2 separate regions of the Homo sapiens genome follow, and region 1 is linked to region 2. The links are chromatin contacts, found by Hi-C or POLR2A ChIA-PET in ENCODE. All regions are on one chromosome and are shown on one strand. The core of a region is the stretch at or near the end of the contact, and the rest is flanking DNA. Distances in the headings are between cores, read along the strand shown.

What was found. Hi-C counts contacts between places; a loop is a spot of excess contacts on that map. ChIA-PET counts read pairs that join two places held with the same protein, here RNA polymerase II (POLR2A). Pooled maps may share reads with other maps.
Region 1: a map of ascending aorta shows a loop between it and region 2 (5-fold over the local background). The contact joins the promoter of CBX3 here to the promoter of TRA2A in region 2. A Hi-C loop is called at or near these places in 3 of 168 maps with a recorded cell type or tissue (CD4-positive, alpha-beta memory T cell, ascending aorta and naive thymus-derived CD4-positive, alpha-beta T cell) and 13 of 50 pooled maps. POLR2A ChIA-PET finds 5 or more read pairs at or near these places in 3 of 52 experiments (CD4-positive, alpha-beta T cell, activated CD4-positive, alpha-beta T cell and naive thymus-derived CD4-positive, alpha-beta T cell).

The regions. Positions count from the first base shown.
Region 1 is chr7:26,200,166-26,206,095 of GRCh38, forward strand. CBX3 (chromobox 3) reads left to right here and starts at 1,580. Exons shown (of 6, transcript NM_016587.4): 1 at 1,580-1,661; 2 at 2,806-2,857. The coding sequence starts at 2,834. It overlaps HNRNPA2B1 (heterogeneous nuclear ribonucleoprotein A2/B1), which reads right to left and starts at 581. Exons shown (of 11, transcript NM_002137.4): 1 at 407-581. The coding sequence starts at 412. RefSeq lists enhancers at 1-24, 1-969, 135-524 and a silencer at 1,465-2,284.
Region 2 is chr7:23,529,947-23,536,374 of GRCh38, forward strand. It overlaps TRA2A (transformer 2 alpha homolog), which reads right to left and starts at 2,035. Exons shown (of 8, transcript NM_013293.5): 1 at 1,843-2,035. The coding sequence starts at 1,878. RefSeq lists enhancers at 1,093-1,663, 1,664-2,233, 1,775-1,824, 1,845-1,894, 1,905-2,124 and 3 more.

The DNA of each region.
Region 1 (5,930 bases), core at 330-2,829, 2.7 Mb after region 2:
GAGGGGGAGGGGAAGCTCCGCAGCCTCGCTCACGAGGACCTGCTGCCCGCCGAAACGCTCGCCGAGGAGACGCCGTGGCCCCCGAAGCAGCGTGCTTTAGAAAGGGAATAAGAATTCCCGCCTCCGCGCCCCACTTTCACCCCAGCGGGGCAGCGTCCGCCATGTGAAAGCTCCCCATCCCCCACCCCCAGTGAAGGGAAATGGCGCCGGGAGGCTGAGGGTGGGGAAGCTGTTTGTACGCTCAGGCCTCCGCTCAAGACCCCGTTCATAAACCTTAAGCCCCACTGCTACTGAATTGGTCCGATTTCCTGCCTCTCTCCCACGGAGGCGGCTGGCCGACTTCCACTGAGGCGCCAACGGCCTCGCCATGCCCTTTTCAATAACTCATTGATTTCAAACCCGTTACCTCCATCGCGGACTCAGTCGCTTCAGCCCGATTTCCCGCAGCCGAGCGAGATGAGAGAGATCTCCGCGGACGAACACGAACCGGACTCGTCCTGGCGCTGTAGTGAGAACTGCCGCTGCTCGAGAAACAACTCTGCGAGGAGCACCTCCGCACGGGACCCGGCGCTGCTGCTACTGCCGCTAGAGCCGCTGCCGCCGCTTTTCTAGAACCTTCCCCCCCACTAACGCGTCTTCCGCTACGTCAGGCCGTCGCGTAAACGCCCTATCCGCCGCCAATGGCGGGAAGGCTCTACGCCCCACCTTACGCCAAATGCGTACTCCTCCCACCCTTGCGGCCAGAGACAGTACCCGACGTTACTTCCGTAAATGCGCTCAATGAATTGCGGAAGGCTAGAGTCCTGCTAGTTACTACCTCTTGGAATAGGGTCCCGCCCCCTGCCTTGGCGCAAGGCAGGTGAGAAACGGTCGCGCAGTTTGAAATTAACGCCGACGGGAGGGGCTTAATCCGCAGCCTGGAGATCCAGCCCCCTCAACCCGGGAGGTGGTCCCTGCAGTTACGCCAATGATAACCCCCGCCAGAAAAATCTTAGTAGCCTTCCCTTTTTGTTTTCCGTGCCCCAACTCGGCGGATTGACTCGGCCCCTTCCGGAAACACCCGAATCAACTTCTAGTCAAATTATTGTTCACGCCGCAATGACCCACCCCTGGCCCGCGTCTGTGGAACTGACCCCTGGTGTACAGGAGAGTTCGCTGCTGAAAGTGGTCCCAAAGGGGTACTAGTTTTTAAGCTCCCAACTCCCCCTCCCCCAGCGTCTGGAGGATTCCACACCCTCGCACCGCAGGGGCGAGGAAGTGGGCGGAGTCCGGTTTTGGCGCCAGCCGCTGAGGCTGCCAAGCAGAAAAGCCACCGCTGAGGAGACTCCGGTCACTGTCCTCGCCCCGCCTCCCCCTTCCCTCCCCTTGGGGACCACCGGGCGCCACGCCGCGAACGGTAAGTGCCGCGGTCGTCGGCGCCTCCGCCCTCCCCCTAGGGCCCCAATTCCCAGCGGGCGCGGCGCGCGGCCCCTCCCCCCGCCGGGCGCGCGCCCGCTGCCCCGCCCTTCGTGGCCGCCCGGCGTGGGCGGTGCCACCCCTCCCCCCGGCGGCCCCGCGCGCAGCTCCCGGCTCCCTCCCCCTTCGGATGTGGCTTGAGCTGTAGGCGCGGAGGGCCGGAGACGCTGCAGACCCGCGACCCGGAGCAGCTCGGAGGCGGTGAAGTCGGTGGCTTTCCTTCTCTCTAGCTCTCGCTCGCTGGTGGTGCTTCAGATGCCACACGCGTCCCGGGGGCCCGGTTCTCCGCTCCCCTCCCCTCCCCTTCTCGCCGGACCCCGCGCCGGGAGCTGCGGGAAGGAGTGGAGGGTCGGGCGGTGGCCTCGCGGCTGGCCTGGCGCGCGGCCAGCGCCGGTAGTTAGTGGGGGGACTGCTCTGCCCTCGAGGGGGTAGGGAGCTGTGGCGACGGTTGCCCCATTTCGAGACAAAGCGCATTTCCCCCTCCCCTCCCCCACCCGCGTTCCGGCGGAGGCGCCCCCTCCCCCAGCCGCCACGCGGGGCTGGGTCGAGACTTGGGCCTCCCGGAGGGCGGCGCGTGGTCCCGCGTCCGCGAGGCCTGGCGGCGCGCGGCCGGCTGTCCCGAGGCTGCGGCGACCGCCCAGTTAACGTGGCCGCCGCGGGGGTAGGCGCGTGCGGTGTGGCGCAGTGCCCTTGAGCCCCCGTGCCGCGGCCTTTGTTTCTCCCCGCGGATGCGCTGACCACGAGGCCCGCGCTCCCGGGTGGGGGCGGGCACCCGCGCTTAGGCCTCTGGACGCCGGGCTTCAGCGGCGGGGGTCGGGAGCGGGTGTTTGCAAGAGGTGATTCTTTTTTCAAAGTGTCACGAAACGGGGTTGAAGCATCTTAAGTTTTTTCCTTTTGTTATTTAATTACCGATTGGAAAGAGGGAGGGTTTCTGAGCAGAAACCAAGTTGGGATTGCAGAACAGAGAAGATTCACAGTGCTTTACCGTTGTGAGTTGTTTGGGTAATCGTGCCTGGTTTTAAACCGAAAGGATTGTCCTTTAAAAATGGAACATGGACTTTATTATAAATGGGACTTAGATTGGAAAAGACATTGGTCCCCTATTTTAAGCCATGTGAAGCTGTTTTAGGTACCAGGATCCCCAGTAAAGTCTTTCTAGACTCACATGGTTAGGACACGTACTTAAGTACATCATAAGCAATGTAGGTAGGAGCGCAGATCTACTCTGGATTTGTATTCACGTTTGAAATGTGCGCTCTCTACTTGGGGGTTGGAATCCAAACAGAATTTGTATTTAGTTACCTTTTTTGTGTCATGCAAACTTACCTTAACTGTCATGCATTTTTCTAGTAATAGCTCTTCAAGTCTGCAATAAAAAATGGCCTCCAACAAAACTACATTGGTAAGTTAATGAAAACCTAAAATATGTAAGGATTTAACTCAAGTTTTTTTTCCCCACAGTATAACTTTGCATCTCTGTGGCTGAGAAATTTACATCCACATATTTCCCAGCTCTCCCAGTGTAAATTACAGGGGAAAATTAAGAGAAAAACGAATTCATTACAGGGAGATACTGGCTTGGCTTAATAGTGTCTTAACTAGTTCAAAGAAGGCTAATCTTTGAAGGACAGTGCAATGTGGATTTTGCTGAGGATTTTTATCTTCAAATAGAAATACACACATTTTTGCAGCGTTGAAAAATGTTACATAAAATGGTAAAGCCCTTGTTGGTTGGCATAATTTTTCTTAAATCCCCAGAATTCTGGAGAAGTATTTTCATTAAAGCCCAATTTAAAGAACAAGGTACCTTGTGCACCTAGGTTGGAGCAAAAGTCATTGAATCTTTCAAATTACTTTGGTCACTTTATCTTGTTTTAACTTACTCTAAAACATAGAAGAATATTAAGTTTAATTCATTGCAGTGTTTTGTTTTTTAAACAAAATGATCGAAATCGCAAATATGAGCCAGAAGGGAGAAAAGGCTAGATTTTTTTTTTATCTTATTCAGCCATGTCATGTTACAAGTTTTTTTAAACCCTGGAATATTCACATAAAAATCATGAAATTCAAAGTTACAGTTTTCACAATATTTAACATTGCATTAATCTTAAACACGTAAAGGTGAATGTTAATGTCTCCTAGGTAAAATAAAGCATTTGTTTTTGGCTTGTATGTGCTCTCTCTGGGTTTCACACTAAAAAGGGCACGTTAGTGATTTTTAATTTGTGCCATCATTAGATTCTGCATTAAGTCTGTTTACCCTGCATTAGATTCTGCATTAGATTCTGTTTACCCTGGAAAACAGAAGTTGTTTTTGCACGCAATTGATAGCCTTTGGGGTCTGTTATTGTATTTAGTTTATTTTGTGAAGGATCACAGGTTGGCCACTTTAAAAGTTCTTAACTTTCCATTTTAAAAATTCATTAGTGTTGTGAGATATGTGTGCTGTTAATTTCACTTAAATAATGGGAAATTTATTTTGACTCATCCACTTTTGGAAAAAAGTGCTGGGTTAAGGCAAATATATACTATAAAAGAAAATAGTGAGCATTTGAAACTAGCTTATGAATGCCATAGTAGTGAATGAATACTGTATGGCATTTTGTCTGCCTTTTTTTTTTTGTAAACCTTAGTGTGTATCCTTTTCATTTTCTGTATTTATTGTTGACTTTATTTTGTTAGCCTTCTCCCTTTGTGGCAGTAGCTGTTTTGTTTTTCATGTAGTATAGGTATCTGATACACTTCTGTCTATTACAGTTTGTCTTTGCTCCTCCCACCATTATTCCTACCTTCTTGTACTGTACAGTGGCAGAAAGCTGTTTGGGCCCAGTACTCAAGTATCTTGACTAATGAGAATCATAACACCTGACTTAGAAATGGTATCCAAAAACGTCAGGTGTTTGCTGCATGTTTTTGTATTTCAGGGGATTTTTATTTTGTGTGTGTGTATGTGTTACCTATATGCTTGCATAGCTTGAAATGCCCTTTTGCAGTCTTGAGGCCTTTCTTACATATCTGTCTGCACACTTCATATGCCTGCATAGCTTGAAATGTCCTTCTGTAGCCTTGAGGTGTTCTTAACTTTTTTCTGCTTGCTGCTTTACTTGTGGGATGGCTTTAATGATTGAGCAATTAAGGTTTATCTTTTTTAAATAGTATTTGGGTTTTTTGTTTTTGTGTTTTTTTGAGACAGAGTTTTTCTCTTGTTGTCCAGGCTAGAGTGCAATGGCGTGATCTTGGCTCACCGCAACTTAAGCCTCCTGGGTTCAAGCAGTTCTCCTGCCTCAGCCTCCCAAGTAGCTGGGATTACAGGCATGCACCACTATGCCTGGCTAATTTTGTATTTTTAGTAGAAACGGGGTTTCTCCATGTTGGTCAGGCTGGTCTCAAACTCCTGACCTCAGATGATCTGCCCACCTCGGCCTCCCAAAGTGCTGGGATTACAGGCATGAGCCACTGCCCCCGGCAATAGCATTTGCTTTAAGATGAAATGTTAAGATGGATTCCTTCTCAGCCCATAGGATCTTCTGATTAACCATTTCAGGGTTTTTTTTCCCCCATTTTTAATCCTCTCATAAAAATTTTCCCCATTTTTAGTCCTCTCATAGGAAATCTTGAGCCATTGGAAAGAGCTGGTTCACGTTGGTTTCCTGCTTCTCTTAAATAGTGTCATACCAAAGAAAATGCCTGTTTAAAGTGAATTTGGTTACCAGTATAGACTTTCTCTTGAGAAACCAGGAAGGAAGGATTTTTTTCACCTTAGGGAATTAAAATAAATTTGTAATGTTGGTCTCTTGAAGTGATAGCTTTATAGTTTTGTTCTAAGTGGTAGGAAATATTATCTACAGAGATTATGGAAAAATAATCTTGTCCTTTAATTGAACCTCCTAGTGGTCTCTATAGTTGACCCTGCAGTTGGTATCAGGATTTTGAACCATGTTTTCATTCTGCATTTATCTTTTCTCTGTATCATTGATGCTTTTGACATTAATATTTGAATTGAGAAGGGGGCTGGGGCTTTTACCATCTGGGGGTGGATACAAGGTCTGTCATAGGTTCACCTAAGACCTGTCACTACTACTTGCTTCTCTGTATCACCCTTTAGGTACTTCCTGCATAGTTGTTTGTTGCAGTGTTGTTAAAATGAGTGAAAATTAGTAAACTTGGTCTTTTAAGACTACAGGGCCGGGCGCAGTGGCTCACGCCTGTAATGCCAGCACTTTGGGAGGCCCAGGCTGGTGAATCACTTCAGGTCAGGAGTTTGAGACCAGCCTGGTCAACATGGTGAAACCCTGTTTCTAATAAAAACACAAAAAAAATTAGCCCGGCATGGTGGCATCCGCCTATAATCCCAGCTACTCTGGAGGCTGAGGCATGAGAACTGCTTGAACCTGGGGAGGCGGAGGTTGCAGTGAGCTGAGATCACGCCACTGCACTCCAGCCTGGGCGACAAGAGTGTGAGACCCTGTCTCAAA
Region 2 (6,428 bases), core at 785-3,284:
ATTGTCGGCAACTTACTCCTTTCCTAGACTTGATGATAAATTAAAAAAAGAAAAAAAGCAAGCAAACAAGGTCCCTCCAGTAGTCCTCTTCACTCCCCACAAACCAAACCAAACATCAATCCCCCAATTTTTTAACAATGAAAGTTAATTGAAGGAATGTATGAATGGACAGCAAAATTTCTATCGATAATTACTCAACATTTTCAAAACAAGAAGCATTTTACAACTACTATCATATATGTTTATCGCATGATTTTAGAAAGTTCTGTTGGGGCCATCAATACACCATCCTAAAAAATAAGCAGGTTCAATTTTCATTTGTTTCCATGCTCCAAACTTTGTAAAAAAAAATTCCAATCAAAAGAATTAAAGGCAAATTTTTTAGTCTACCGGGTAACTATTATAGTCTATTGCTTTAAATCTTTCCTCAAAGAGAACTAAAGCCTAAACTGACCTTCTGATTTGACTTTTTGGTTCTAGATGTTTATATCATGAACTCCCCAAAAGGACAAAATTCGCCCTTCAGCACACACACCTCAGGTGTTTTTATGTGCTTCCCCTAGTGACTAGAATAAACATCTACACAACAGCCCGGAACGTGTTGCATGGGGCTTTTGTTTTCTTTCCAGGGTTTCACACGAACTCACTTCTACTAACTCACTTCTACAATTCCCTATGTAGGGTAAACTTTGGAAATGAAACTCACTGACAAACGTTCCAGTACATTTAAGCTGGGGATATCGTATTCTTTGTGATGTTTGTATTTCTCCGACCCCAAATATATTAATAAAAACTTTTTTCTGAGCCCTCTTCGGTGGGGGATAGAGTGAGAAGAGAAATGGGAGAGGGCCTGTTAATTTTCAGGTCATCTTTTAAGTTACAGAACAGTATATACTGACTAGTTATCTTAAAAATACTGAGCCAATGAATTCGTTCAGCTATGTAAGATTAAAGAAAGACAGATTTTTTTTTTTTTACCGTAAAAACCTGTAAAGGAGTGGTCAGTTTTTAGATGAAAGGTCATAGGAAGAAGAGCATTAAAAGTTGAGATATAAAGAAGAGAAAAAACCCAACATCGAGGAATTAGAAAAATAAGGCGTGACAGCATTTCCACATTCATTTCGAAGTGAAAGGAAAGTCGAAGGGACATTAAGGGAAAAGGGCTCCTTGCGTAGTTTCCCCTCACAGCTCTCGTCTTAAGAACGCTTAAGGGTCGGTGCGGTCGTTGACTAACCACTTCATTAGGCTCGTCCCACCTTCAACCTCAAGGCTTTCGCCTTTTTAGACGCAACGCCGCCGGTTCCAACAGAGACGCGGCCGCTCACTGAAATAGAGAGCCAAGGAGACACAGGCCCCAGCTAGTCCCACGCCAGCTTCTCCCCGCCCGGAAAGCAGCCCCGCGCACTTTCGATCCCGAGACCCTCTACGATGCTCGGGGTCGCCAGAAATGCCACCGCAGGAAGCACCTACCACTATCCGGACGGAGGGGAGCTCCCTGCCGCCTCCTCCCGCCCAACCGCGACGGGGACCCACACCTCGGAGCAGACATAAGGAAGCCTCAGGGGTGGGGAGAAGGGAGGAAGCAATGCGGGGGCGGGGAGGGAAGAGGACCCAGAAGTCCAGGTATCAGTCAGCCTCCAAAAAAGGGGGAGGGGTGTTATCCGTGGTGTTTGGGGAAGGAGTGGAACCCAGAAGCCATCTTGGGATGGGAGGAATCAATCGCGATGGCTCCAGAGGTTGCTCCTCGCGGGACTACCCGCAACCCCGCCCGACCGCGCTTGTTCCCGTGAAACCCCGAGCATTGGGCCGCCGCCTAGACGGCTCCCGCGGCTTTGTACTCACTCTGCCCTCGAAGTTGTTTTCCTCCACATCACTCATGTCGACGAGGCGCTCCCCAGAACTAAATAAGAGACAAGTCTCGGCTCGAGGGCCGATGGCCTAATTAACCCGCTGACTGGACCGTGGGGAAGAGGAAAGAGTCGGCAACCACAGCCGCTCCACTCCACTCCCACTCGGTCGCAGGCTCCAGCAAAATGGCGCCGGCGCCGCCAGAAATCTCCTGGCCTCCTCAGAGCACGACGTAAAGGGGGCGGGCGTCTCTGTGACGTCACGAGGCTCCACCTCCCGCGAGGCTTTGTGTCGGCTGGGCCTGGAGCGAGGGTGGAGGTTGGCGGGCGGCCTGCGCTCTCAACCTGGGCGCCTTGGAATCGCGGTCCCGTGCTGTCCTCCAAACTTCAGACTCACCTCGGACGCGTCAACCTCTTTGAAGACTTTTCAGTCGCCAGATGAGCCTTATATGACCTTAGCCCCTTTAAATATTGTCCAAGTGGATTCTGATGTAAGGGAACAAAACATTGGAAGCGTTTTTTTATGTTTGTTTATTTTTTGAGTCAGGGTCTCGCTCTGTCACCCAAGCTGAAGTGCAGTGAAGCGATCACTGCTCACCACAGCCTCAAACTCCCGGGCTCAGACGATCCTCCCACCTCAGGCTCCCGCGCGCGCCACCACGCCCGGCTAATTTTTTTCTTTTTTGGGACGGAGTCTCACTCTGTTGCCCAGGCTGAAGTGCAGTGGCGCTATCTAGGTTCATTGCAACCTCCACCTCGCAGGTTCAAGCAATTCTCCTGCCTCAGCCTCCCCAGTAGCTGGGATTACAGGCATGCACCACCACGCCCGGCTAATTTTTGTATTTTTAGCAGAGACGGGGGTTTCACCATGTTGGACAGGCTGGTCTCAAACTCCTGACCTCAGGTGATTTGCCCGCCTGGGCCTCTCAAAGTGCTGAGATTGCAAGGGTGAACCACCGTACCCGGCCCACCCGGCTAATTTTTGTGTGTTTTGCAGAGATGGGGTTTTGACATGCTGCCCAGGCTGGTCTCGAATTTGTGGACTCAAGCGATCTGCTCGCCTCGGCCTCCCAAAGTGCTGAGATTACAGGCCTGAGCCACCGCGCCCGGCTGGAATCGTGTATATATAACAGGCTTTTGGGGGGCACGTTGTCAGCTGACTGTATTACTTTTCTTCCATATTTGCCCTGTGTAATGTCGACGTAGTACATGCACAGATGAGGTTATGATGCAAAGCCGCTGCTCCTTGCCTCGTGTCCCTGCTCCAGTTCCCCCTCCTAGAGACAGCCGTGTAGTTTTTTTTTTATAATGCTTAGCTCCCTACTAGTTTTTTTGACTTAGATATTTCCATAAAGCTTCACAGTGAAGACCTCCCAAATCTGTCAACTTGGTTCCCAATCATAGTAATAATCTCTGAGATGAGTTTTACTTGTGTAATGCAACTTTAAAAATTAGTTTCATCTTAAATTTTTTTCCTACAGTGCTTTGTAGTAAAAAGATTGACATAGACTTTCAACTATAGTTCTATGGTAGGAAAGTTCATCTGGCATTATTATGAAGATTGCTACCACTGGGGGCAAGATTTCAGCATTTGAATGTCAGTTATTGATAGGGATAAACTTAAATGACATCTGGCTCTTAGAAAAGATGTTGAACTTGGCTGGGTGTGGTGGCTGACGCCTGTAATCCCAGTACTTTGGAGACCCTAGGCGGAAGATCGCTTGAGGCCAGAAGTTCGAAACCAGCCTGGTCAACATGGTGAGCCCCCATCTCTACAAAAGAAATTATTATTATTATTATTGAGACGGAGACTTGCTCTGTCACCCAGGCTGGAGTGCAGTGGCGCGATCTCGGCTCACTGCAACCTCCACCTCCGGGTTCAAGTGATTCTCCTGGCTCAGCTTCCCGAGTAGCTGGGATTACAGTGCGTGCCACCACACCCGGCTAATTTTTGTATTTTTCGTAGAGATGGGGTTTCACCATGTTGGCCAGCGTGGGCTGGAACTTGTGACTTCAGATGATCTGCCCGCCTCAGCCTCCCAAAGTGCTGGGATTACAGACGTGAGCTGCCACGCCCAGCCAGGTTGATACCATTTGAACCACTGATCAATCTTAGTACCATTAAAAGTGAGATAACCAGATACGAGATACCTCATGATGTGATGCAATAGAAAATACCCAGTTCCTCCTGTGAAGTATTCCTGATCCCTCAAATTGAACTCAAATCTAATTAAACCTTAGATCTAGCCAACAGTTTACAGGAAATACAAGAAAGGGAAAAATAAAAACACCGAGATGAAGTAATCAACTTCCACAGGACAAATAACCACATTCCCCAACAGATTAAATTCACAATCAAGGATGGGAGAAAGGTAGACTATTATGGACTAAGAGTCTTCCCCCCTACCCTTTTTTCCTTTTATTTATTTTTTGGAGACATAATCTGACTCTGTCACCCAGGCTGGAGTGCAGTGGCACAATCATGGCTCCAACGATCCTCCCACCACACCCTCTCACATAGCTGGGACTACAGGCCCCCAACACCATGCCCAGCTAATTTTTAAATTATTGTAGAGACCAGGTTTTGCCATGTTGCCCAGGCTGCTCTCAAACTCCTGGGCTCAAGTGATCCTGCCGCCTAGGCCTCCCAAAGTGTTGAGGAACCAGGCCGGGCCTAGAAGAGTAGTTTCTTTTTTCTTTGCCTTTTTTTTTGAGACAGAGTTTCACTCCCGTGCCCAGGCTGGAGTACAGTGGCACAGTCTTGGCTCACTGCAACCTCTGTCTCTCGGGCTCTAGAGATTATTCTGCCTTAGCCTCCCCAGTAGCTGAGACCACAGGTGCATGCCACTGTGCTCGGCTAATTTTTGTATTTTTTTGTAGAGACGGGGTTTTGATGTTGGCCAGGCTAGTCTCTAACTCCTGGCCTCGAGTGATCCACCCACCTCGGCCTCCCAAAGTGCCGGGATGATAGGAGATATTTGCTTTATGAGTTATAATCCATTGCTATCATTATTTATTTTGTTGCTTGAATTGTCCCAGATTTCAGTTATAAACTTTTGATATGTTTAAACATATATATAATGTCCTTTTTTCGGAATTGTCTATTTTCCATTTTTCTTTTTTTTTTTTTCCGAGACGGAGTTTCACTCTTGTTGCCCAGGCTGGAGTGCAATGGCACGATCTCAGCTCACTGCAACCTCCGCCTCCCGGGTTAAAGCGATTCTCCTGCCTCAGCCTCTCGAGTAGCTGGGATTACAGGCATGCGCCAGCACGTCTGGCTAATTTTGTATTTTTAGTAGAGACGGGGTTTCTCCAGGTTGGTCCGGCTGGTCTCGAACTCCCGACCTCAGGTGATCCGCCCACCTCGGCCTCCCAAAGTGCTGGGATTACAGGTGTGAGCCACTGTGCCCGGCCTATTTTCCATTTTTCTATTGGATTTTTATCCTTTGTCCCTCAAGTTTTATGAGTTCCTTGTATATTAGGAATATTAGCCTTTTATTTGTGCTTTATGTTGCAAATATTTTCTCCTAGTTTGTAAATTGTATTTGACTTTGCTTATGGTATATTTTGCATACTATTTTTTGATTTTTTAATTTAATTAATTAATTTTACTATGGCAATAAAAGATTCCCAAATTAGCATACTTTTTTTTTTTGAGACTGAATTTTGCTCTTGTTGCCCAGGCTGGAGTGCAATGGCTCATTCTCGGCTCACTGCAACCTCCGCCTCCCAAGTAGCTGGGCTTACAGGCATGCACCACCACACCCAGCTAATTTTTGTATTTTTTAGTAGAGATGGGTTTTCACCATGTTGGCCAGGCTGGTCTTGAACTCCTGACTTCAGGTGATCCACCCACCTTGGCCTCCCAAAGTGCTGGGATTACAGGCGTGAGCCACTGTGCCTGGCCACTATTTTTTTTTTTTTTTTGAAATGGAATCTTGCCCTGTCGCCCAGGCTGGAGTGTAATGGCGCAATCTCGCCTCACTGCAACCTCCACCTCCAGGTTCAAGCGATTCTCCTGCCTCAGCCTCCTGAGCTGGGATTACAGGTGAGGACCACCACGTCCGGCTAATTTTTGTATTTTTAGTAGAGATGGGGTTTCACCGTATTGGTCAGGCTGGTCTCAAACTCCTGACCTCGTGATCCGCATGCCTCGGCCTCCCAAAGTGTTGGGATTACAGGTGTGAGCCAGTGCACCCGGCTGCCCCTGGATTTTAAGTCATAGTTAGCCTTTTCCCATACTGAGATTAAAGAGGAATTCACTATGTTTTCTTCTAGTAGTTATGTAGCTTCATATTTTACATTTAGATTCGTGATCCATTTGGCATTTGTTCTTATGTATGATGTGGACTATAGATCTAATTTTACCTTTTCCAAATGGCTACCCAGTGATCCCAGCATTAAAAAGCCCATCTTTGCTTTTTAGATGTCACCTTTGTTATACACTACATTTTCTTACGGAGTTGAGTCTATTTCTGGGTTTTCTGTTTCCCTGGTCATACACCAGTGCCACACTGTTTTAATATAGAGGCTTTCAAATTTTTGTTTGTTTTTTTATTGTTTGAGATGGAGTCTCGCTCT